2 separate regions of the Homo sapiens genome follow, and region 2 is linked to region 1. Evidence: read pairs that join two places in POLR2A ChIA-PET (ENCODE). Cell type or tissue: PC-9. All regions are shown on one strand. Each heading gives the region's core, and the rest is flanking DNA. Links, peaks and the distances in the headings are about the cores only. Region 1 overlaps LOC105375535 (a long non-coding RNA gene). Region 2 overlaps MKRN1 (makorin ring finger protein 1).

Region 1 (5,376 bases), core at 306-5,305:
ATTCATAAAGCAAGTCCTTAGAGACCTACAAAGAGACTTAGACTCCCATACAGTAATAATGGGAGACTTTAACACCCCACTGTCAACATTAGACAGATCCATGAGACAGAAAGTTAACAAGGATATCCAGGAACTGAACTCAGCTCTGCACCAAGCAGACCTAATAGACATCTACAGAACTCTCCACCCCAAATCAACAGAATATACATTCTTTTCAGCACCACACCACACCTACTCCAATATTGACCACATAGTTGGAAGTAAAGCACTCCTCAGCAAATGTAAAAGAACAGAAATTATAACAAACTGTCTCTCAGACCATAGCGCAATCAAACTAGAACTCAGGATTAAGAAACTCACTCAAAATCGCTCAACTACATGGAAACTGAACAACCTGCTCCTGAATGACTGACTACTGGGTACATAACGAAATGAAGGCAGAAATAAAGATGTTCTTTGAAACCAACGAGAACAAAGACACAACATACCAGAATCTCTGGGACGCATTTAAAGCAGTGTGTAGAGGGAAATTTATAGAACTAAATGCCCACAAGAGAAAGCAGGAAAGATGTAAAATTGACACCCTAACATCACAATTAAAAGAACTAGAGAAGCAAGAGCAAACACATTCAAAAGCAACTTAAAGTATAATTAAAAAAAAGAAAAAAACACATTCAAAAGCTAGCAGAAGGCAAGAAATAACTAAGATCAGAGCAGAACTGAAGGAGATAGAGACATAAAAAACCCTTCAAAAAATCAATGAATCCAGGAGGTGGTTTTTTGAAAAGATCAACAAAATTGATAGACCGCTAGCAAGACTGTTAAAACTAAAATGGAAGTTACACACAGCCTATTGGCCACAAAGTTTAGGAAAAGTAGAACGCATGAACCGGACACTCAAGCAGCTACTGAAGAAATATTGCCAAGAAACTCATCTAAGATGGGATCAGGTCTTGCCTATGGTCCTCCTCCGAGTCAGGTGCACCCCCACCAAACAAACTGGGTATTCACCCTGTGAAATTTTGTTCGGTGGGCCTCCCCCAATCATAAGTCAAATAAAAGGTACTCTCCGGGAACTAGAGAAATTAACTTTAAGAAAGCAAATGCAGGCGTTAGAAATAGCCATGCAAGAGGTTCATGGCTGGGTACGAGAAAGAATGCCTATAAGGCTGACAGGCCCAGTACACCCCTTTAAACCTGGAGACTCTGTTTGGGTTAAAAAGTGGAATCCAACTTCTCTAGGACCCATATGGGATGGGCCCTATACTGTAATCTTGTCCACTCCCACTGCTGTTAAAGTTGCAGGTGTTTTACCTTGGATCCACCACAGTTGGCTAAAACCGGCAGCTCAGGACAAGTGGACCAGTCAGCAGGACCCAGATCACCCAACCTGGTTGATCCTGAGATGAGACCAAGCTGCTGCTAAAGATGACTGCCCTGCTCTGGTCACTCCGGAAGCTGACTACTCTACCCACGGCTGAAGCTTGAGGACTCATCAAGCAAGTAAATGTGGTTAGAAATCTTAGAGCTAGTAGCTTTCCTTGTAATACTAACTGTTTTCCTGTTGTTCTGTCGCTGTGCCCAATCTCCTCCCCCAGGTAAAGACCTCTTCTATCCTTGCTGAATATAAATATGCTGTACATTGTTTTGCTGTTGTTACCCCCCCTAACTATGCTAGAAGAAGCACCTATAGAAGGATGTCCCCACTGTACACATACTACCTGGTCAGGGAACAGTATAACTAAAACTCTATTGTGCCATACTTATTATGAGTGTACAAGGACTCGCTTAGGAACTTGTATTTATAATCAGACCTCCTACTCAATTTGTGACCCAGGAAATAACCAACCTTATGTATGTTATGACACCAAGTTTTCACCTGGTAAATGGTTTGAAATCCATGCAGGGTCAAAGGACTGTTCCCTCTTAAACCAAACCAAGGTCCCTCCCTTTTACCTAGGGCCTATTTCTCTATATTTTGATGCTTGTCAGGTAGCATACCTAGACTCACCCGTCTGTCGTAACCTACCTTTAAAAAGAGACTATAAAAATGACTACAAATATGTATGCAAGTCACCTCGTCCCCCTGGGACCCCAGAAAAAGATTGTCAGTATTGCATATCGTGGCACCCTAGCACACAACAAAGGCCAATTATGCTTACCAAAATGATGGTAAAACCAGATTGTAAAACAAAAACCTGTGATCCTATAAATTTCACCATTCTAAGGCCAAACCTACCCATGTGGACTGCAGGTTACCCCACACATGTCTACATACACACATACCCAGCAACCTACCTATATGTTATCAAAAAGGAAACCCGGACCCATCTGGCCCAGCAACAATTCTGAGTCTTTAAATCATTCTATAAGCATGTAGACTAAAAGTTACCAGAGCCTCCTCCTTTAACCAAAAACCTGTTTGCTCAGCTGGCTGAAAACATTGCTGGCAGCCTAGGCATTTCCTCATGTTATGTTTGTGGAGGAACTAACATGGGAGACCAATGGCCTTAGGAAGCAAAAAAGTTAATGCCACAAAATTATTTTACTCTGACCCTGAACTGACACCCATAAGTTCAAGCATCTGGCTCCTAAAAACTTCTATTACAGAAAGATACTCTGTTGCTCACTGGGGAAAGGCTTTTACAGACCCAGTAGGAGAACTAACCTGCTTAGGACAGCAATATTATAATGAAACACTACGGAAAACTTTGTGGCAGGGCAAAGATAACTCCAAATCACCTCATCCAAATCCATTCTCCCATTTCTCTTCTCTAAACCATACCTAGTATCGGCATAAAGCTCCAAATACCTGGCAAGCACCCTCTGGTCTCCGCTGGATCTGTGGGCCATGGGCCTACCAACAGTTGCCAGCCAAATGGACAGGGGCTTGTGTACTTGGAACAATTAGGCCATCTTTCTTCTTACTCCCACTGCAACAAGGAAAAACTTTAGGGTGTCCTGTCTATAATAAAATTTTAAACAAAACACAAAAGAAATAGAGACATAAAAAAAGACACAAAAATAGAAAATTAAAAAGACACAGATTGGCTCCCTGAAAGAATAATTCAGTACTATGGGCCAGCTAGGCACAAGATGGGTCGTTGGGATACCGTACCCCAATTTACATGCTTAACCACATCACAAGGTTGCAGGCAGTACTTAAAATCATCACTAATGAAACAGCAAACGCATTGGATTTACTGCCCAGCAAGCCACAAAAATAAAAAATGCCATCTACCAAAAGAGTTTAGCTTTAAACTACCTCCTAGCCCAGGAAGGAGAAGTATGAAAAAAGTTTAATCTAACTAATTACTGCCTAAAAATTAATAACAACGGGAAAGCTATGATGAAAATAACTGCAAAAACAAAAAAATTAGCCCATGTTCCAGTCCAAACTTGGAAGGGGTGGACTTCTAATTCCTTCTTTGAAGGCTGGTTTTCTGTCTTCGGTGGATTCAAAACCTTAATAGGAGTAGTTCTAGCCATACTAGGAATTTGTTTAATACTCCCTTGCCTCTTACCCCTCCTTATTAAAAGCATCCAATCAACTATAAAAGCCATTGTAACTAGGCAAACTACCACTCAGCTAATGGCTCTGTGAATATCAGCCTGTGCCTAAAAAAGAAGATCTGCTCTTTCATAAAAAATCAAATAATAGGGATGCTTTCTATTAAAATCTTGTTTATAAAAAAAGCATCAAAGGGGAAACTGAGGCAGAAATTTAAGGAAAAATAAATACTGCATTTATTCACTCCAAGAAAAGTAAGGGTTAAGTAAGAAACACAAGTTTTCCTCTACTGCAAGCAAGGCTGTAGACAGGTTGTAGTGACCTAGCCTGCAAAAATGAGCTCCAGACACCCCTGAGCAAGGTTAAAAGAAAAAAAACAAATTCCTTTACTGTCTCTCCTGTACTGAACTATTAGTTATGACTATGTTTGCCAATGCTTATATTTAGTAAAATTTATAAATTCCTGTTTTTCTTTCAACGTAGCTGGAAGGTCACTAGCTATACAAGGCCACAAGTTATGCCAAGTCAACAGTTATGCCATAAATTACATGACTTGTAATTTATGTAATTACCGCCTTTGTTTTGCTCTTGTATACTAGCCTATATAAGCTAAACTCTGTCTTTGTTTGGGGCTCAGGTTTTTAAATGTGAATCCACTGAGCCAGTGCGTACCTTAAAATAAATATCCTCCTATATTCACCCATACTTGTCTCTCTAGTCCTCTGCGTCCCCCAACAATATAAATGACAATATTTGCTACCATTTATTGCATCATGGTGCTAAGCACATCACAGACAGCTGGCTTACTCCTTACCACAGCCTTCAGTGATTACAGATGGGGAACACAGGCTCAGAGAGGTTAAGTAACTAGGAATTGAGGCCAGACCTATTTAGCTCCATAATTTGCCATTCTTAACTACTGTTAGATATGCTAATTCCCAGAATCATAAATGCACATCTGGAGGACTTTTTTTTTTTTGAGATGGAGTTTCACTCTTGTTACCCAGGCTGGAGTGCAATGGCGTGATCTCAGCTCACTGTAACTTCTGCCTCCTGGGTTCAAGCAATTCTCCTGCCTCAGCCTCCTGAGTAGCTGGGATTACAGGAATACATCACCACGCCCGGCTAATTTTGTATTTTTAGTAGAGACAGGGTTTCTCCATGTTGGTCAGGCTGGTCCCGAACTCCTGACCTCAGGTGATCCGCCCGCCTCAGCCTCCCAAAGTGCTGGGATTACACATGAGCCACTGGGCCAAGCCTAAGCCACCACGCCCAGCCCCTGAGCCACCTCGCCCAGCCCCTGAGCCACCTCGCCCAGCCTGAGCCGCTGAGCCCAGCCTAGAGCTTTTAGTTGAATTTGGATAGCTTTCATTAAATTCCCCCCCAGCATTTTGCTTAAGGAGAAACAAAGGTCCAGAAAGACGTACCTGGAATCATATTGTTTTGTTGTTGTTGTTGTTGTTGTTTTTGTGCTTTGAAGAGAGCGGTACTAGAATCATATTGTTACCTCCTAATTAGGGGGCTAGAACCTAGGGCCCCTGGTTTCAAATTAAGTCCTCAATTAGCCCTTTGATGAATCAGAGACACACAAGAATATTCTATACATCTTTTTTTTTTTCCTCCTAGATTGAGTGGGTAAATAAATCAGGAGGAAGTTAGGGAAGGGGGCAATTAATGGCTGGTGCTATTGCAAGCTAGTGGTGGTAGGTTTGACTTCTGGGGAGTGGATTGTTAGTTATCAAGGCAAGAGGAGCCACTGGTCACCCTCCCCCGCATTCCTGTCTGTAGCCTAGGTCCCACAGTTTGGGAACCTCCTTAAGGGATGGCTGTCACACTTCCAGCAGTGGGAACCGGGTGCATAGGCC
Region 2 (5,376 bases), core at 277-5,276, 210 kb before region 1:
AATTAAACAAGAGACCAAAACCACAGAACAAGTGCACGTGGTAGGGATTACAGGGTAGGGAACAGATATAAAAACACAGATGTGCAGATTTCACCAGAAACCTCAAGGATCCACATCCCATGTCTGGGGCAGAGGGCTATTGGCCAGCTTAGGTCCCTTCACCCATCACTCCTATTCTTGGACCCCAAAGCAGGGCCACTGCTTTTACTTTTGAACCTGGGGTCCTCAAAATGAGTGTGTGAAAAGTCCATAAATGCAATCTGGTTGAAAACAGATGACGCAACACACCTACACTAACTGTCTGACAGTTAAATTCGTGTTACAAAAAACTAACTTTAAGATTTATTTTTGTAACTTTTTTCAACAGGGAAAACAACACACTCCTCAGGGAAAGGTGAGGGGTTGAGAAGACAGGCCCTGGGTAAAAATTCTTAGGACAGCACCTGGAGTTGAGAGGCCTGCCTAGGAGAGAACACAGGCACTGCCACACCACCACAGGGGACAGCTGCTGTCTGAGGTCAGCAGACCAGTTCACACGCCACGCAAGGTTGCTATAGATCCAAGTCATAAAAATCTTCCAGCTCATCATGAAACAAGTCCCACTCATCTTCAGAGTCTGTTAGTTCGTCGTCCCCACCTGCAGCCAAAAGCATAAGCAACATCTCGCCCAGCTCAAAGGTGACAACCTCTTCTTCATCGTTGTCAAAGGGGTTGCTGTTCTCTCTTTCCTCAATGAGTTCCCAGAAGTGGTTCCTTCGTTGGGCCTGTAAAAAACAAGGCCATGATAGGGATGGCACTGTCGAGCAGTATCTTCTATCCTGTTGTTTATAAGGCAAAACGTCCAGCACACCAGAGGGCATGACGAACCAGACTTCTTAGTTAGGGTTTCCATTTACCACTTCCTCCCCTCTGGTTACTTCATGGAAATCGTTTAGGCTAGAGCTTTAACACACATTTTTTCTTCCTTTCCTATCCCTCCCAGTTTTCTGAGGTTTGTTTCCTCCTTTAATACTCTACACTTTCGCTCCCAGACCTGAGCGTTAACCTTCTCCTTCCCCTACCCCAATATGTGCAGGACTCAACTGATACCTTGGAATTTCCCCTCCTTTAAAAAAACAGTGAGAGTTACCCGGTATCTGCTTGATGTTCCCACTTTCTGTCTCTGTGGCTCCTCTCTACGGCCATCAGGGTACGCATGCTTGTAAAAACAGTTCCCTCCAAATGGGCAGCTCCCACGTCCTTCATCAAAATACCTGCACGCCTTGTTGCTGGAAAGGAAAATATCGCAACCCTTATTCACAGTGGATTTCAGGTCTGTATTTGACTATCATCCGGGGTTTCTTTAAACAGGTAGGGATAGAACCAGTATGTCAGCTTACAGCCCTCCCCAAGATGTGTTCTTATAAACATGTGTGTGCCAATGCAAGAAACACTAACTAGAAACCGGTAACTCTGTTCAAGTCTATGCTGGTTAATAGCTCTAGTACAAGCAGATGCCATAGAGAGAAAATCTTCTAGAAAGCCAACACATGAGAACATAGGACAGCTATGACACGGATTCAGAATAAGGTAGAACCCCACTCATGGGGCCTTACTTGTCAACAGTAGAGACCTCTTTATAACACAGTCCCTTGGCATGGACCCCAAGGACTGTGTTATAGCAAGATATATACTGGATGTTATCAGGGTGACAAAATAAACTGTCCTGGGAAGTCAAAGAAGGGTAGGAAGGAGGTAGGAGTGTATAATGCAGCACCATTCTTTTCAAAGTGAACCCAAGCTCTGTTGGGCTCTTCGCTTGAGAAAAGGCTGCAGTGCTCATACCTCATTGCCTCCTTGTATTTCAGAATGAGTTTCTGCTTCTCTTCTTTCTCCTCCACCCAGTACTCACTTGGAATGACAAAGTTAGATGTGATCCGGCATTCTGGGCAGGACCTGGGAAACAATGAACAGGCTGCAATGCAAATTCCCCTTTTACAGGCCCACTCTTCAAGGACACACCCTGGTGTGTCGCCTCCAGACTTAAAGACTTAACTGAAAGGCACGTGGGCATTTCCTGAAAGGGTTCCACATACTGTCACACAACTGACCATTTCTTTCAAGCAAGGCAACCTCCTTTATAAATCCAACTCAAGGGCTAGCCAGTTCTTTTTTTTTTTTTTTGAAAAATATAACTTAGGTAAAAAACAAAAACAAAAGAAGACATTTCACACAGACTCCTTTTTCTTTCGTTTAAATAAATTTATTTCTTGTAGCTTTGCTCTGTTTAGATTATGTGGTTTTTGTTCAGTTATGAGAACAATCTTTAAAGGATGGTGGATTGTTGGCTAGCTTAATGAATGGAATAGGAAAGTGGAAATGTAAAACGTCAGGAAACATACATTCAGAGCTAGATCAGTTTGTTCACTGAGCCTAAACTGGCTAATAATCCATTAAACACAATCTCCTCAGAAAAAGCACGAAGATTCTAACTGATACACAGGGTTTCCTCATTCAAATAAAAGTAGATAGACCAACTAACCTAGAAGCTAGCTGAAATACAAAGAAGAAATCCCCATTAGAATATCCCAGTTTCAAGATAAAATGCATGCATTTAAATGCGGTCCATCTGGTTGAAAGTTGGCACAAGTTACTAAATTCTTCCCCAAAAGAGAAAGCACAAATGAAGACTGGGGAGGAGTCTCACTTTATGATCTTGCTCTCAAATTGCTTAGCACTCCTCCACTTGCGAATGCACTTGAGACAGTAGGTGTGGTTGCAGTTGGAGAGGATCCCGAAGCGGCGCTCACTGGGGTTGGCTTTCTCATAGACCACCTCCATGCAGATCCCACACACCATGTCCTTGCTGCGCTGCACGGCAAATGAGAGCTCCATGTCCTTCTCATGGGCCTCAATGCACGACTAGAGAAGGTGGAGAGAGAACAAGTGGAATCCAGTCATTGAACCCTGAAAAACTTGAGCAACAGTTAATGATTCACAGTCAAAGAATCAAATAGTCAACTGAAAAAACAATGTTCCCAAGCTGACACGAAAATTAGCTTTGCTGACAAGTAAACACAGGTGTGGTGTTTTTTTTTTGTTTGTTTGTTTTTGCGGTGGTACTTAACAATACTAGAAAATCAAACTATGAGGACTCAACTTCGGGAACTGAAAAATTACCCAATTTTCTCTACCCCAAACCTGGAGCTCAACTACATTAAAGACGGTTTTCCATACTGTTTGTTATTTCTGGTTTCTACATGAGGTTAAGACCCTAGTTAAAACCTGTCGGAAAATAAGGGTGACAGGCACGTAAACTCTCTTATGCCTTTAAAGAAAAACAACTTCATCGAGATTTTTCAACTACTCAGCTTGATAGACTGATGCACACTTAGGTTAGGTTAGATTAGCCCACTTTGGGGCTATTATAAATAATGCTGCCAAGAACATTCATGTACCAATTTTTGTGTGGACATCATATTTTAACTTATAAAAAACATGATTATAGGAAACATAAAAATGCAGAAAACTCCCAGCACTTTGGAAGGCCAAGGTTGGGTGGATCACATGAGGCCTGGAGTTCGAGACCAGCCTGGTCAACATGGCGAAACCCCATCTCTACTAAAAATACAAAACTGAGGCAGGCGTGGTGGTGCATGCCTGTAGTCCCAGCTATTCGGGAGGCAGAGGCTGCAGTGAGCCGAGACTGCACTGCTACACTCCAGCCTGGGGGACAAAGCAAGACTCTGTCTCAAAAAAAAATAAAAATAAAAAAAATAACACTGCAGAAGAGCAATGTCATCCATAATCTCACATCATCACTAAACATGTCTTTTCCTAAACCTTTAAAAGAAAAAACATATATACATATATTCAGAGGTAGGTTCTACTACCTCAATATATAGATATAACGTATAGAGATTTATCCTGCCTAAATTCACAAAAGTACGCTGAAGATAGGGATCAAATTATGTCTACCTTATAACATGCCTCACACCCTAAAACCACATTTAAAAAGATGGAAATTTAAAAGAGATGGAAATGATTAGAAGCAAACTTTGCTCCAATAAAGTTAAAGTTTCTAACACAATGTCTTCTGAACCTACCCTGGCTCCCATACACTGCTGCTGGAAATGTAAAATCCTGCAGCCACTGTGGAAAAGTATGGCAGTTCATCAAAACGTAAAGCAGAGTTCCTATGTAACCCAGCAATTCCACTCCTAGGTAACGGAAAACATATCTTCACAGAAAAACCTATATACAAATGTTCCTAGCAGCCTTATTCATAATAGCCAAAAACTGGAAATGATCTAAGTGTCCATCAACTCATGAATGGAAAAACAAATGTGGTCTAGCCATACAAAGACAATAATTCAGCCATCAAAACTAAGAACGGCTACACGCAACCACACAAAGAACCTTGAAAACACTATGTTAAGTGAAAGAAGTGAAGTCAATCACAAAGGACCACATTACAGGATTCCATTTACATGAAATGTCCACAATAGGCCAATCCAGAGACAAAGCAGATTCGTTATTGCCAGGAGCTGGAGGAAGGCTGGAATAAAGAGTGACTGCTAATGGGTGTAGGATGATCAAATTATCCTAAAATTAGTAAAATGGTAATGGTTGCACATCTCTGTAAATATACTAAAAACCAATGAAATGTGCATTTTCAAAAGATTAAACATATTCAATGTGAATCTCAGAAACATTATTTTTTAAAAGAGGAAAAAAATGTTAGAAGTCTATAGTCTGAGTTTCTGGAAGTAGGACTTCTTTTTTTCTTTTGCCTCAACCTCCTGGGCTTGAGCGATCCTCTTGCCTCAGCCTAACAAGTAGCTGGGACTATAGACACATGCCTCCATGCCCAGTTAATTTTGTTCACTGGAAATATGACTTCTTGATAAAGCATCCAAGAAGCCCAAGAAAGGAAAACTTCCCTACTCACTGATAACCATTCAATTCATCAAATGTTTCTCTGAAATAAACCCACAATGCTGTGAAAGGGCAAATAATGATTCTCACATCTAATAACACACACATCTCCCTAAAGACTTACTTTGATATGCTGCGATCTCTGGGCAGCATCCATTGGATGCAGGACCTGCAGCCCACACATGTCACAAGAATCTCCGTGGAGATACACACAGTTCTCCCCGTATCGGCACTCTCCCACTGCAGCATAGGGGCACAGCTGCTTCTTTGTCTCCACGGCGGTTTGCTCTTTCTCTGATTCTTCCTTGGTCACTGAGCCCTGCAGGGGTGCTTCAGTGCAGGAAGGCGCAGCTGAAAATGTGTAAGAGGGTGGTAAAGGTCCAAATAGATAAGGCATGAACTATAAGAGAACTGAGAATCTAACCGCAAAAAATGAAAATAAAACTGCAATGAAATACC

The links. Peaks named below come from ENCODE experiments on the same cell type or tissue, not always from the same donor. Only the 100,000 strongest peaks of a DNase experiment are listed, where the experiment ranks them.
Region 2: POLR2A ChIA-PET joins it to region 1 with 16 read pairs; 4 of 35 experiments call an interaction of 5 or more read pairs at or near these places.

The regions. Positions count from the first base shown.
Region 1 is chr7:140,665,274-140,670,649 of GRCh38, forward strand. LOC105375535 (a long non-coding RNA gene) reads left to right here. Exons shown (of 6, transcript XR_928047.3): 6 at 1,300-1,355. Among named protein-coding and RNA genes, the nearest start is that of ADCK2, 5.0 kb to the right of the region's middle. In PC-9, for the core only: no CTCF peak of the experiment used is centred there; a DNase peak (open chromatin) is centred at 2,408.
Region 2 is chr7:140,453,966-140,459,341 of GRCh38, forward strand. MKRN1 (makorin ring finger protein 1) reads right to left here. Exons shown (of 8, transcript NM_013446.4): 4 at 5,042-5,268; 5 at 2,687-2,901; 6 at 1,825-1,935; 7 at 1,130-1,268; 8 at 1-764. The coding sequence ends at 552. Among named protein-coding and RNA genes, the nearest start is that of MKRN1, 23 kb to the right of the region's middle. RefSeq lists an enhancer at 2,492-3,345. In PC-9, for the core only: no CTCF peak of the experiment used is centred there; no DNase peak of the experiment used is centred there.